2 separate regions of the Homo sapiens genome follow, and region 2 is linked to region 1. The links are chromatin contacts, found by Hi-C in ENCODE. All regions are on one chromosome and are shown on one strand. Each heading gives the region's core, a stretch centred on a gene start or an enhancer-like site at or near the end of the contact. The rest is flanking DNA. Distances are from core to core; before and after follow the strand shown. Region 1 has its middle 19 kb from the start of ANXA1. Region 2 overlaps TRPM3 (transient receptor potential cation channel subfamily M member 3).

Evidence for each region. Hi-C counts contacts between places; a loop is a spot of excess contacts on that map. Pooled maps may share reads with other maps.
Region 2: a map of naive thymus-derived CD4-positive, alpha-beta T cell shows a loop between it and region 1 (4-fold over the local background). The contact joins two enhancer-like sites. A Hi-C loop is called at or near these places in 1 of 168 maps with a recorded cell type or tissue (naive thymus-derived CD4-positive, alpha-beta T cell), 2 of 37 single-sample maps with no recorded cell type and 7 of 50 pooled maps.

Annotation. Positions count from the first base shown.
Region 1 is chr9:73,128,625-73,136,304 of GRCh38, forward strand. No RefSeq gene overlaps it. Among named protein-coding and RNA genes, the nearest start is that of ANXA1, 19 kb to the right of the region's middle. RefSeq lists an enhancer at 3,748-4,167. Within about 2 kb of position 3,852, at least 38 of the 41 ENCODE cell types and tissues checked have a DNase peak (open chromatin) inside an H3K27ac peak, as active enhancers do.
Region 2 is chr9:70,558,826-70,566,505 of GRCh38, forward strand. All of the region lies in intron 22 of TRPM3 (transient receptor potential cation channel subfamily M member 3), which reads right to left. Among named protein-coding and RNA genes, the nearest start is that of KLF9, 150 kb to the left of the region's middle. Within about 2 kb of position 4,651, at least 7 of the 41 ENCODE cell types and tissues checked have a DNase peak (open chromatin) inside an H3K27ac peak, as active enhancers do.

The DNA of each region.
Region 1 (7,680 bases), core at 2,602-5,101:
CACAGGTAAGACTTTACCTCTATTGACCAATTCAGAGTTGAGATCTATACTGTGCCCAGAAATGCATGGCAGGCTTGAACAAAAGATGTACTTCATTGGAAATTGCTTGATAATGCATCCTTTATTGGTCTTCTTCTGTTATTATTCCCATTTCTCTGTAATTTCTTGGGAATATACTCTAATACATAAGTTACACACAAATTTTCATCATAAGATTTGTCTTTCGAATGCTGTTATGGGTTGAATTGTGTCCTTTAAAAATATATCTTAAGGTCCTAACCTGTAAATATGACCTTATTTGGAAATGCAATCATTGTAGATGTAATTAAGGTAGGGTGAGATAATGACACTATGTTAGAGTGGGCCCTAAATCCAATATGAATGGTGCCATTATAAGAAGAGGGAAACTTGGACACAGAGATAGAGACACTCAGGGAGAATGTTATCTGACCACAAGGACACAAAAAGGAGAGTGCCATGTGAAACCAGATGTAAATATTGGAATGGTGCATCTATAAGCCAAGCAATGGCAAAGATTGCCAGCAAACCACCAGAAGGCAGGAGAGAAGCACAGGACATAATTTCGTTTGGAGCACCCAGAGGAAATCAACCCTACCGAGACCTTAATTTGGAACTTCTATCCTCCAGAAGTGTGAGAGACTAAATTTCTGTTGTTATATGCCAGCAAGTTTGTGGTACTTTCTTATAGCAACCCTAGGAAACTAATGAAGAAACGCAACTTGAAAATAGGTTATTTCAGAAGTGGTCCTAGGAAGCATACACTTAGGAAGGGATTCTGAGTTAGATCACTTGCCATCTGGATAACAACTGGATCACACTGTTGGAGATTAAACTGTTAAAAACTGAAAACTCTAGCACTGTCATTGCATAACTTTTGCCAGTGGTGAGTTGGCATGGGATACAGATGAAAGGAGACTACACATGCATTTCAGAGCTATGGGGGGATTTATTAATTATAAGATTTGGAAATTGGTTGGTTGTTGCTAAGTGTCATTGTGCCGAAGAAGAAAATTGACAAGCTCAGGTTTGTCCGTTACTAACCAGGGGCATGGTATGAAAGATTGGAGGACTCCAGGGCAGCATTTAAAGAAACCCATGCTTTCTATAGCTAGAAGACAGATTGAAAGGAAGACTGGATGATAAACTTTACTATAAAAGTAGTAGAAATACAACAAAAGATGAGTTAATAGCCTTGGCAAGGTTTTATGCTAAGTCAGAACCCTGATAGAGATGGTGCAGAGAATTGTAGGTGGATGTGCTCAAAATTATAGAACTCGCAGATTCCTTTGAACCCCTGGGCATATAAGAGTGGCTTATTTAGTTTTGCTGGAACATAGCAGCTTTCTCTTGCTTGAAGGCCACACCAAAACCTCAACCGAGATGGATGCCTTTGACGATGATATTTGTCCTTATCAAGATCTGACTTCACTTTCTCTCCTGTCTTCTAGTTCTGTATCTAAGTCTCAGCATGGGCCAACCAGGGAAGGGAAAAAATTACTCTCCAAAAGAACATCAAGACGTGATTAATTTGCAGCAAAAGGAATCAGGACAGCATGCCAGGAAGTATATCTTGATAGCGCTGGATTGGGGTGAGAGCTGGGGATAGTGAGAGAGAAGCTTGATAAAGGAACATTTGTCAACAAGGGAACATTCTTCCATGACTGAAAACTCCCTAACAAGAGCACCTGGGAATGGTTCTAATACGCTGCTTGGATGGTTACTAAAAGTTCTGTAGGGGGAAGAAAAAGGCTCACATTAAATTAAGCAGAGATGACAGAACTGCTTTAGCAGAGTTTTGAGGAAGGGCTCAAAAGGCTCAGAGAAGTGAGCATGCTAGAATGATTCTATTGTGTAACACCAGAGAGACTACCAGCTGATTATGTTCATTGAAGGGCCAGAGAACATTCTCATCACAAAGCTGATAAGGAATGTGCTATTGATGGAGGGATTGGCATATTTGAGAAGCTTAGTGATAGCTGGACCGAAGTTGACAGTAGGCAATACTGTTAGAGAACTGGGCTCCCTAGTGTCAATGGAAATGATTATATTCCAGAATATCAGGGGTCAAGTGCAATATAGTCAACCACTAGAGATCTATGGTGATGGCTGATATCCCAAGGTGTTTATCGAGAAAAAATAGATGGATAGACAACAAGAGCGTGGTTGGCTATACATAATCAAGGATGATTAAAACTGGATGAGCAATTGGAAGCCTCATGTCATCAATGCCCACGGAATATTACTTCTTGACCCAGTTTAAAAACCTGCACCAATTCTCAGACCCACAGAAGGAAGCTGCAATGCCACAAGCATACACAGCAGAGATTTCTGTGCATACAGTTGTATACATTTTAAAAATAATCCACTTATAATTTGAATTACAACCAGGGAGTCCACTATGCATATTCTAGTCTCTTTATCTTGGGTAATGATGCTTCTCGTCTCTGGAATACCCTTTGGCACCTTCTCTATGTGAGTGCTATTTCATGTTTTAAGGCTTACAGTAACCTTTCTCGATGACCTCTATCTCTTAGTAGAAATCACGTTCTCCAAACAGCTATCTTGTTCATTTAACATTTACTATATTCAGTTTTGAATGGTTGTTAAAATTTTTATGTAAATAAAAGTTTTTTGGAATTGTCCATTTGATATATTTAATTTATTCCATTTATTAAACTTGAAGTAGACCTTCGAGAATCAATTATTATTGATTCTCAAAATGCAAATATTATTATAGTTATCCCTTTATCCTAGATTGTTAATTGGTTGAATTATTTGAAATCCTTGAGATAAACTAAAATAGACAGGAATACTTAATACAGAATGATTAACTTGGGTAGATAGACAGATTAAACTTAGCTTTTGTTTAAAAGCTGGAATTCTAAGTAGTCAACATCAGATGAGTCAAATGAAAATTGATACCCATTGTAGAACTAATGAATGGTCTTGCAGTTTAAGTCCTTTCTTAACTCTGTCATCTTTTACTTTGTAATGACTAAAAAGCTACAATTACTATCACAGGAGTCTTCAGTATGTTACCATGCCAAAACTGGGAAATGTGGCTGGCTGTTTCCTAATGGAAAATTGTTAGCTTCTTGGCGACATGAAGAAAAGGATGTTGGGATTGCCCTTTCAGACATCAAAATTCATTACAAAACTTTAGAAATTAAGATACTGTGGTACCGGGAACGAGAAAGATCAAAAAATAGACGGAAGAGAACAGAGAAAATTGAAAGACATATCTATATGTCTATATCTGCACATACAAATATGCATATGCAATCACACATAGTTGATAAATCTCACAAGAAATAAAATTTAAAAGAAAGAATCAAAGTGAATATGGTGTTAGTAAAAAAAAAAGGCTATGAATTTTTGAATACTTTTTCCCAAGGTGGTGACATTCCAGCATATACTACAAACAAAAGAGGCCATTCACCGGATGATATCATCCCTTCAAAAATAAACTTATCCTCAATTTCCTGATTAAAATCAGACATTCTTCTGCTTGACAGAGGTCCTTACTTCCTGTTTTCTCTAGCATTTGCCAAGTGGCTCTGAGGACTTCGGTGTAAGAACACTCACTTAACTGTTCTGTAGTGCTGACTTTGAATACTTGAACAATAACCCACATTTCTAAATTTTCAATTTAAATAATGGTGCTTTTTGTTTTTAATTTTGCCTCATTTTCGAATCCTAAGGCTATTAGAACAACACCAAGATGACAGTGTTTCTGCTGTAACTTCCGTCTGCTTCTGCTTCTCAAAGTTGTGTAGTATAATTATTTCTATAGCAACCAGCCGAGGAAATGCCTTGCCAGCACACAGACTCAAAAGAGAAACATGCTGAGACAGGCTCAGCCGTGGGGCTTCGGAGCGCCTGGAGTTTCCAGCATTAAACGCTACAGCTGCAGAAGCCCATGCTGTTACCTTCTCTCCTCATCCGTTTTTAGTATTTGTAATATTTCTGGCCCTCCCACATCTTTGGCAATGTTTTCTAACGTCCCTCTTCTCTTTCTTCAGTGTTTTTCATAAGAACGGTCCTTTCATTTCTGTTTTATGACGTATAGTCTTCTGATAATAACACGATAAGCATTGTGGTGGTTCTGAACATACAACGAAATTAGAAAAAGTGGAATAATAAATAATTCACTTGTTTTCCTTCAGCTTCATAAGGTTTCTACTAATCTGTTTTCCTTATGGGCCAAACTCTTAGAGAAATTTGATCAGGTGCCTTTAAAAATATAGAAACACGTTCAGAGAACTTCAAAGAATACAAAAAATAATGTATTTCTTTTCCAAAATAACTTCACTTTCATCATAAAACATGAAAAATGGTGAAAGAATCATTTCCAAAAGAAAACCTAAACTTGTCTGATTTCAGGACACACTTTTATCTTTAAAAAATTTTTCCTTACTGTTGTGAAAGGAAAAGAAAAGCTCAGGACCCCAAATTCACTATGCCAAAAGGGAAGAGTTAAACTTGGAAGCTGAGTCATAAAAATAAATAAATAAATAAATAAATAAATAAAACAACCCAAATCTGCCTCTCCTTTTGTTCCTAAATTGACAGCTAATGTCTTCAGAGGGGGCATCCCTCACCCTGACAGTGTAAATTAACAGTTTATCTTCACTTCAAGGGTACAGAAGTGTAGGAAAATGACACGGTGAAATAGATGGGTACTCACTGGCAGCAGTTTCATCAATTCTAGCTTCAAATTGTCACCTAATGCCATTGTTTTATTCTGTAACCTATAGATTTACTTTGTAATGATTGATTCTGTAAAATTGAATTATAAGGTTTATTTTTGTTAAAGTTTTTTTTTTGTTTTTTTTTACTACTTTTAGTTTTTTTTGGGTTTTTTTTGGTTTTTTTTTTTTTTTTTTTTTTTTTTTTGTGACAGAGCCTTGTTCTGTCGCCCAGGCTCTGGAGTGCATTGGTGCGGTCTCAACTCATAGCAACCTCCACCTCCTGGGTTCAAGTGATTCTTCTGCCTCAGCCTTCTGAGTAGCTGGTATTACAGGCACCTGCCACCACGCCCAGCTAATTTTTGTACTTTTAGTAGAGACAGGGTTTCACCATGTTGCCAGGCTAGTCTCAAACTTGTGACCTTGGCCTCCCTAAATGCTGGGATTACAGGTGTGAGCCACTGCGCCTGGCCTTAATTTTCATTTTCAATGAAAGTTTTGTTAAGTTTAATTTTAAAAAAACTTGATGATTCAAGGTTTCATTACACAAACTCAGGTAAAGTTACTGGATGAATGAATTCTTTTGTATACCTAATCCTGTAAACAAACCAGTAAAGGAATAGAGTAGCCTCTATATTTAAAATTCTGTCCCCAATATATGAAACTGACATAGTGCCAATGCAAATTAGCTCCCTTGCTGAACATTTTCATTCACACTGTACACACCACAGTGAGCCAGGACATTTCTTTCTCAGTAAGATGTTCAGAACTCTGGCCAACAACTGGCTTGATGTTTGCATTTTCCATGTGACGTAGTGTTTTCCTTGGTTGACTATTATGGCCCCACCCTGATGAGCCAGTTGTAGCAAGCCAAGCCCCAGCTTCTGTACCCAGAAGATATTCCACCTCTTGCTCAACAAAGCAGCCTTGGGTGTTTATGACACCTGAGGTAATGGTTCACAATCGGGATTCTTTCAAAAAGTACTCTCAGATTGATACTCTCTGTGTTTCCACATATGTCCCCTCCATGCTTTCAGAGAGGAGTCATGCATCCTAGAATCAGCCATGTATTGTGTCAAATGGCAAGAGGTATTTCCTGGAACATTTCTTAATTGTGTTGCTCTTTTTATTGAAATTGTGCTAAAATATAAATTCAGCACACAGGAAAAGAAACCTGTCCGTGGCCCATTAGAAGTTTCCAAATCGCCTCTTATTTGAAAGTGATGAACTATTTTTGTTAGATTTGTTGTTTTTTAATTTCTCAAATTTATTTCCTGAAGAAGAAATACAGTGTTTCCTAGGGTTTTGTTGTCGTTGTTATTTTTAAAAATAATTTATTTCATTTTTTAAGTCCAGATCTGTAGAAAATATAAAGTTTCTTTTTTCTCTGGGAGCTCTCATCTTGAAGAATTATTTGAAATGTATGATTATTAGCCTAAGAAAGCTGAAAATCAAATAAATTATGTTTTGATCTTCACAATTAGCAGTGTTTTTACAATATAATTTTTCATATTTTCTCTAAATTGTACATTCATATCATTGATGTAAGCAAAGTATTTTATGTTATAAAATTTTTTAAATTTCTAGAAAGATAAATAAGACGTGAATTTCAACCAATAGTGTCAACAATTATTTAAATACATTTTAGACACAGAATGGCAGAGTATTTAGAAGTGTATTGAATTTGATTACTTTCTAAAACGTGTGAGATCAGAGTAAGTCTTAATATCTATCCAGTTGACTTAATTCATGCTTTAATATTTTTCTGCTTGGTTTGTTTTGAAGATAGAAAAAAGCATTTTGTATTACATTTTCTGTAATCAATATAACTTACATCTGGCAATTTTCTAAGGAGTGTAAATTTGTTTGAAATACAAAATAAGTTGCCTAGAGAATCAGCTTATTTATTTTTCCAAAGTACTTTTAAAAAATTGGAATCTAAGCATTTATTTATAGTCAATGACTTCTAGTGAATAGAGGCTAAGAAATAATGAAAAAAAGGTTTAAACATAAGAACTGAAGGATAAAAGCTAATTCAAGAACTGAAAGAATTTCAGAGACTATATTAAAGAAAATTATGAAAAAGAGTTCAAGAATAATCAACCCTGAGAAAAGATCATAAATGGACAAAAACCAGGCACACACAATGCCTTTGCATTGCATTCATTTCATTATAAAGACAATGAGTAAGTTGAACTGTCTCATTATTTCATCACTTAGCTTTGTCTCAACTGTCAGGTATGAAAAATTACTGAGAAGAATAAAAGTTTTGAAAAGGAAAAAAATTTGAAAAGTATGAACACACTATGAGTGCTAACTCCAGAATAGCTGGTTTTTCAAGAATTATACAGGAAACTGAGTAATGATGTAGTAGTTAGAAGCAAAAGTGTAGTTCTGAGGTTCTCACACACTCCCAAAATGGAGAAACAAAGGGGATACTTGTAGTTCTATGGGATTATACATATAGGAGTTCATGGGTGATTTTTCAGCACTAAAATGTAGCTGTATATGGGTTCATAGACACTGAAGTCCTCATATTTTGGCCTCTATTTGATTTTATTATAAATCCAAAATTTTGCCTTCCAGGTAGAATTTTGGATAATTTTATGCCTCCAAATGTCAAAGGCAAGCTGGGCATCATGATCTGGCATAAAGAACCCTTCACTCAAAGAAGGTAAAAGATCTAGATTCAAGTGGCAACGTCTTTATTTAGCAATCACTGGCTTTAGCTAAATCCAAAATTCACTGGGCTTCAGTTTGAAATATGTACAATGGGCCAAGTGTGGTGGCTCACACTTGGAATCCCAGTACTTTGGGAGGACAAGGGGGAAGGATCATCTGAGCCTAGGAGTTCAAGACCCACGTGAGCCACATAACAAGATCTCTTCTCTATAAAAAACTAAACATATGCCTGGTGTGGGTAACATGTGCTTGTGGTGAACTATGATCACACCACTGCACTACAGCCTGG
Region 2 (7,680 bases), core at 3,401-5,900, 2.6 Mb before region 1:
CATTTGGAGATTCAGATTCTCTATGGTTTACTTATGGGGGTCACATTGACACATCACATGGCAGAAGCCTGGAAATGCTATTTGTGTTAACTATGCATTAATAAGTAGAAATAGATGATTGGGCTCTGGAACAAATTAACAGGTTGTTCAGGTAGAATTCTGCCAAAGTACATGGATGATAGTAAGAAAGCCCTCCCTATAGATGTTGTGGGGGGTTTTGGAGCACAGCCTTCCAATGGTTGAAATGTTTTTCATACATAAACTTTTATAATAACAAGTCAATGACATCCCTTGCTGGAATATAAGCCTCACAGGGCAAGATTTTTGTCTCTCTTGTTCACTAAACAGCCTCTAGAACACTACCTGGCACATAGTAGGTGCTCAATAAACAATGGCTGAATGCCTGCAGACATGGATGTCACACACTGCACATGTGACCTGCAATGTCAGGCCACATTCTGTGAGTTACAGCTCCTCTATTTCACTGGGTGTCTATTTTCCTGTTTATGTCAAGACCTCAACAAGTATCATCATGACCTGTCAATATAGGGTGGCTCCTGTGAGAGCAAAAAACTGACAGAGGGAAAAAATAGATTTTTTGGTTTTTGGTTTTTGGTAATTGCCAAGGTTAAAGCAATAGGTCTGGTCTTTGACAAAAGCTATAGAAAATCTCCCTCTAGATGCTGTTGTGTAAATCTCCATGGCAAACCAACAATACCCCATCTTGCATCCATGACAGACGTTGCCAATTAATCTTGATGTTTTTTCCCTCTGAGCCAAGATGTGACCTTGGAAACCTTCTCAAGACAAAACTCCTGAAAGCACACCAACCAACTGAAATTGACGCAAGAGAAGGGACCTTTCTCTCAGTCCCAGTAGAAATGGGAATGTGAGGTCTGGGGTGAAAGATCAGTGACATTCTTCTTTTCAGGAGCCTCCTCAAGCCCACATGGCCTGGCCAGTACCTGCCCTATACCACCTCACAGTTGCCCAGGAACCAAAAAGGGTCAGAATAGGACATCCTACTTATTTCAGACACTGATACTTGTGACGAGGGACCATCCTGAGAGGGCTGTGGAATTCCCCCACATACATCCTGGACCTGAGGACCCTGCCCCCTGTGTATTTTAAAAGATAGCTTTAAAAATGGTGCTTTCCCAGAAAATCCTGGTCCTAGTTTTTTCCTTATGTGGGATCGTCAAAAGTGAAGGAGAGTGGAGATTTGGGAATAAACATCTGTGGAAAGCATATTATGTGGCAATCTCCATGCTGGGCACATTACATTGGCCATTGTGTTTCATCTTCTTACCAGTTCTGTAAGAAACGCATTGTCCTTGTTTTACAGCTGAGGAAACATGTGCCGAGGGGTGAAATGCCTTACCAAAGACCACACAGCTAATAAGGGGATAATGCCAGAACCATTCCATATATCCAAAAAATACTGAGTTCCTGCTATGTGCCAGTGGCAACTGGCAGTGAAGATACAATTACAAATAAAGCAGAAATGGGCACTACCCTCTGTCTGACCCTGAAGTCTATATGTATTCTGCTCTACCTCACATGGCCTTGCCAATGTAATATTAGTGGCCACCTACCGCAGGCTTAAATGGAAGGCCCTGTGCTATGAGCTTTACGTATATCACCTCATTTTAATCTTTACCATATTTTGACATGATAGGTCTAATGTTTCCCATTTTACATTTGAAGTAGGGAGGCTCAGAACACTTTAGGGTCCCTGTCAGGTAGCTCAGAGCCAGGAAGAACAAAATCAGGATGTCTATAAAAGCCTGGTGAGCTACAAATTCCCTTTCCTTGGTGCCTCTGAAGAAGGAGCCAACGTGGGATTGAGAGGAATCTCTCAATTATGAACAAATCTAGAAACAGTTCATTAGACATTGATTATTCTTGTCCCTATCAACATGAATAACTTGGCCTGAGCCGTTCAGATGAAGTACGAGTACACAGAACAGTTTAAAAGTTCAGAGGGTGGAGAGAGAAATTAGGTTCAAGTAAGAGGTATCAGGGGCAGGCACCTCCACCCCAAAGATTAAGACACTTGCCCTGTTGATTTCATCCTATAATATGCAGGGAAAAGAAGTATTTATTTATTTAATATGCACACCATCTTGTCCCTAAAAAGTCAGAGAAATTTAAAATGGAACACCAATGTTTGATATAATCAGAGTCATCCTTAAAAATATGGCAAAAAAGGATATTTCTTGAAGAATGCCCCTTCCTCTCCTGTCTGAAGAAATGTTTCAAAAGCTCAGTCCAAATCACAAGCAATGGAATAAAGAGCTTAGTTGAGTATCTGACTACATTTATCCTATTTTTTTTATAGAAAGGATTTTCATCTAAAAATCCATCTTGAAAAGATAACGAGACAAAGAGGATTTCTCCACCTCCTTTTGAAAATCTATACAGTTCGCCATGGAGGATTTAGAATGCCATTAGCACAGCTGCTGTGGCTTTACTGGGAGGACAAATTTGATTTAGATAACGCTGCCCTTTGGCCTTTTCCTGACACAACGTTTTCCTTGGCAAGACAACTGGAGATGCCTCCCTTTGCATGGCTACATCTTTCTAGAAGTTTCCTTATCTGAGGCTCTTTGATTGTGGTGGGTCCAGGTGGAGGTTTTCTCTGTGGAAACATGAGGCTCTTTCTATTGCTTTCAGTAGGTGACTGCCAATATCCTCTTATAATGGACAAGAAGAGCAAAGGTCGCTGAAAACCAGGCAAGCCCAACTTTCTAGAGTCAAAAGCACCATCTACTAGCATCCCCTTTTACTTCTTTTGTGGCTTAAGTTTTTTCTCTTCACCTAACCCAAACACTAGGTAAGATGCTAACTGATAATGATATGGCGCAAAGGCAGCCACTGGAAATTGGTGGGAGGCCTTGGTTTCTCCATCCATGAACAAAGGGAGTTGGGTTATTGATATTCTCTACAGTGCAACAGACACACAGCTTGGGAAGTCCAAGATGGCTTTAGGACACACAAGCAGGGCATTAAATGGCACTGAACTAGATAGTAAGGGATGACACTGTCAAGCTTCTTTCCATCTTCCTGACGCCATCAGAGAGAAAGTGTTAGTTTAAGCATACTATTCTTTTAACACTTCCTTAATGTTTGCTAAATTCCCTTTTTTAGGAAAGACTGAGCTCAAGCATCTGGTAGAATTTCACAACAATGTAGCGTTTTTCATTCTGTTTATTTTGTGGTTATCCTCTATTTATGTCAAATGATACTGATTTTCAACTTGTGACCCTAAATCTTTAAAAATAAATTAAGTTTCTAAAAAATGAGCCAATTTAACAAAAAATATTTAAGAGTAGAACAAAGGTTATAAACTAGTGAATGGGGGTATGTGGTTGACTGAAGTTTGGGAAATGCTGGATTAGATTATCTCTAAACTCCATCTATTCCTGATATTTTGTCACTCCACGATTCCAGGAAAAGGAGCAAAAGACTTGAATTTGCCCCAAACTGAATCATCTATCCCAGGAGCCAACTGTAGGCCACTTGTAGAACCTTAATCTTTTTATTCCTGGTAGAAAAGCAAACTAGCTCCCACTGCATTAAATGGAATTCAGCCCCTACCTGGGGAAAAAAAGGGACCAATGATATAGCCTCCAACTCTTCAGGGCCATCTTGGCTTCTGGTCTATCTGCTATGTGCACACAGTTTCAGCTTTGAGCTATTCAGAACCCACTATTAAGCTCAATGTCTCATTTTTTAATCCAGTAAATTAGCAGGATGTCGCAAATCTAGGTATGTTGTGTGTGTGTTGGGCAGGGGGGAGGTATGGGGGGAAGAGCGTCCTGGGGGAGAAGTGGGGAGAATTCAATTCCCTGTTACTTGGTTCCATGTTCTTCCTATCCTATATATCTAGCTTTACCTGGAAACAAAAATTATTTATTTGAAGAGGGCTTCAAAATTCTAACCTTAGTATTTCATTATTTTGCATCAGGAATTAATATCAGAAATATTTTATGCAAATCTTGCCTTGGAAGAATATATATCTAAACTAGCCTATTGTACACGCCAGTGGGTTTGCTGTCATGATTAGGAGATCGATTGCATTAACAGCCCCAATTTCTCTCCCCTCCCTGGATCCACACTGCTTTGTCATGTGATGTTAGAGTTTCTATCACTAAACAGGTGGGATCTCTTTCTTCACCTCTTGATTCTGAGTTTGGCCATGTGGTTTGCTTTGGTGAATGGAATGTTAGCAAATGTGACCCACACAGAACCTTGGAAAAGCCCTTAATGTTTCTGTTTCCACTTTTTGGCTTCCGCCATTACCATAAGAGACATGCATGAGCTAGCCTGTTGGAGAATGAAACACAGGGAACCTTTGCTTCTAGGTGCTTGTTTTCTGAGCTGAGGCTGTTCTGGAGGAGGTGATAGCCCGCTGACCTCCTGGCAGGTGATTGAGCCCAGCCCAGACCAGAAGAACCATGCAGCCAACTCTCAGTCTTCTGAGCTCAATACGTGCTTATGGCGTTAAGTTCTGAATTCTAGGGTGGTTTTTCCTGTATCATTTTTGTGTTGATAGATACCTGATAAACAAGCTAAATTTCCCTTGCCCTGCTCACAGCTGGAAGAGGTAGCCCTACGTCCTTCAGGCTGACAAAGTCCTTTCCTCATTTCTTCACTTCTCCTTTCACCCAATTCAGGCTACAGATGATTGGAGCAGATTCCACCATTGACCAAGAAGGAGTGAGTTCATTGAATGGCCAGTGACTAATCAGACTCTTTGTGTTTAGAAATAAAACAGAAGTGCAGAGACTTAAGTTAGATGATGGCATGTACTTAAAGAACATATAGAGCCTGACCTCACTGGGTCATGTAAAGCAAGCCATATGAGAGAGGGATGGTGGAGGAAGGGAGAAAGGAAATGGGAGAGAGAGCAAGAGAGAAAGAGAGAAATGATTGATTGATTATTGATTGAGGCAGGAGAGAAGTATAGAGAAAAGCAGATGAGTGTGGTCATGTCTTCTGATTCTGACTTTACAAAACCACTTCTGGTTTTGTTCCCAGTCAGCTCACGCATGTCGTGCTCTGCTTCCTGTCTTTGAATGCCTCTGTGGTTTTCTCTTAGGCACTTACAGTCAGTCTTTATTGAACCTACTCTGTGTAGTTTTGTTTTCTTACAATCAACATTTTTCTCTGGTTGAGAACATAGTCGCTAAGACTTCAGAAGGAATCAGTTTCCTTGCCTAGTAGTTTCATCAGAGAAGGGAGGGGCTGTGAGAAGGGAGAGGGAAGCTCTGGGAAGGGTTAGAAGAATGGAAATAATTGTGTTTAACTCAGTTTTACTCAGGGCTTGCCTCATCATCATCATTACACCTTCCTTTTGATATTTGCATATACGAAATAGGATTAGATAAGTTCTTTCCTTCTTCAAACCAAAACAACAGAAAAATTTCAGAGAAAACATAAAATAAGTTACTCTTTCAGATTTTTGTGTTGCTGTCCACCTACCTATAATTCATCACAACTCCCTGACACGCAACAATACACCTTTCTGAGCAATGAGGGCAGGAGGAGGCACCCCTTCCCCTGTAGGTGAAGGGAGCTGGAGTCCATTCTCATTGCCTTTACTGTGGAAGGTTTTCCCTGTGAGTCCACACTACCTCAGCCTACAGGCCACACACTAAGGAATATGCTTGTTGTTTCTGTTTAAAATGGAATTGTATTACTTTTCAGAAGCCCATGCATATTTAGGGTATTAGAGTATTCAAAGAGGGAAGAGCCAGGGCCCTCTTCAAGAGGGGCCTTCTTAGGAAAAGAACCAGCAACCTCATATCAGGGCTCTCTGTGCCTGGAAGGATCAGTCCAGTGAGCCAGACTGCATGTCTATGTGTAAATGCACATCAGGGGACATGAGGCTACACCACCTCCAAAGAAATAATCTATGGCTCTTGTCGACTCCCATTGCATTGTGCCTGAGGGGTTATATGATATCTACAGAAATGATCAATGTGGCTCCTAATATTCAGGAATGCGTATATAAGCAAATAAGTTCCTGCTGACATTATTTACAAATCCCCTGGTAAGAGACAATGCAAGAAACACATCTGTACTTACAGCTCACGGTTCAGGCTCGAATCTCTCTGATCTGCAGGCACTAATTCCTCTCTGTGCCCTCTGGATCCCAAGCTCTGTTTACTGTTAAAACTTGAGCTTTTCACGCTTCAAGTGATGCTCCTCAAACAACCAAGAATCCAGACAATAGGCAGTCCACATTCCGCTTAGAATCTAAGCAGCTGTTGGCTCTTGTGTTGGGACTATGTGTCCAAATGTATGCTGCATATGAACTGCTAGGAATATGATAAAATAGTTGGGTGACAGCACACCCTTGTATAGTGGGCTAACAACGTTATTCTTTCCCAGAGCAACATTGACACGTCAGTTAAAATACAACAAATAAACATTTTCATCTTGGCAGATTTATCTGTTTTTATTTTTATTTTTTTTTTGAGACAGAGTTTTGCTCTTGTTGCTCAGGCTGGAGTGCAATGGTGTGATCTCAGCTCACTGCAACCTCCAACTCCTGGGTTCAAGTGATTCTCCTGCCTCAGCCTCCCAAGTAGCTGGGATTACAGGCACAAGCTACCATGCCCAACTGATTTTGTATTTTTAGTAGAGACAAGGTTTTGCCATGTTGGTCAGGCTGGTCTCGAACCGCTGACCTCATGTGATCCACCCACCTTGGCCTCCCAAAGTGCTGGGATTACAGGCATGAGCCACTGTGCCCAGCCTAGATTTATCTGTTAAAAAATAATAAACTGAGATACCAATCAAGTGAATTGCGGTGGGGGCGGGGGCGGGCCAAGAGGGAAAGAATAGGCAAGGCACTTTGCTGTTCATCATTTTTTAAATTATATTTTAAATAATCACATTATCCCACATTACTAAATCATTTTGTGAAGTCACTAGACACAAGGCACTAACCTTGGGTAGGTTCAGATTGAGACTTAGATCTGGCATTTTGCCATCTATGTCCTATGGGTAAGTCCTTTGATGTGTCTGAGCCTCAGTGTCCTCATTTCTAAGCCTGACCTAATGATGATAATAGAAATAGTGTTAATAACAGTGATGATGACACATTTCCAGCTTCCCTCATCATTCATTCAACAGGTATTTATGGAGCCCCTATTGTGTACCAGGCACTATTCTAAGTGCTCGGGATGCATCAGTGAGCGAAACATCAAAGATCCCTGCCCCTAGACTATCTATACTGGGAAAGGGATGGTGGTGGTGATAGTGGATGGACAGAAAAGAAACAATAGCATAATAGATAAATAAGCTAAGCAGGCTGTCAGTAGGTGATAAATGCTGTGGGAGAAAGTACAGAATACAGGGTAGGAAGGATCAGGTGTGATGCGGGAAGCCCACGGGTGGTGGTGGTAAGCCACACTAAGAAGGCAAGATTTGAACAAAGACTCCAACCTCAGATGAGGGAGTTGGCTAAGTGGCTCTCTGGGGAAAGGATGCTCTAAGCACCAGGCACTGCTTAGAGCTACATCCTGTGAGCACAAGAAGGTCCCTGGTCTGGAGTAATGCCAGGGAGTAGCTGGAGAAGAGGAAAGAGCACCGAGAGGTGGGAGCAGGGAAAGCAGCATGTGGAGGCTTTGGAAGGACCTCAGAGGATCAAATCAAGCTCCAAGGCAA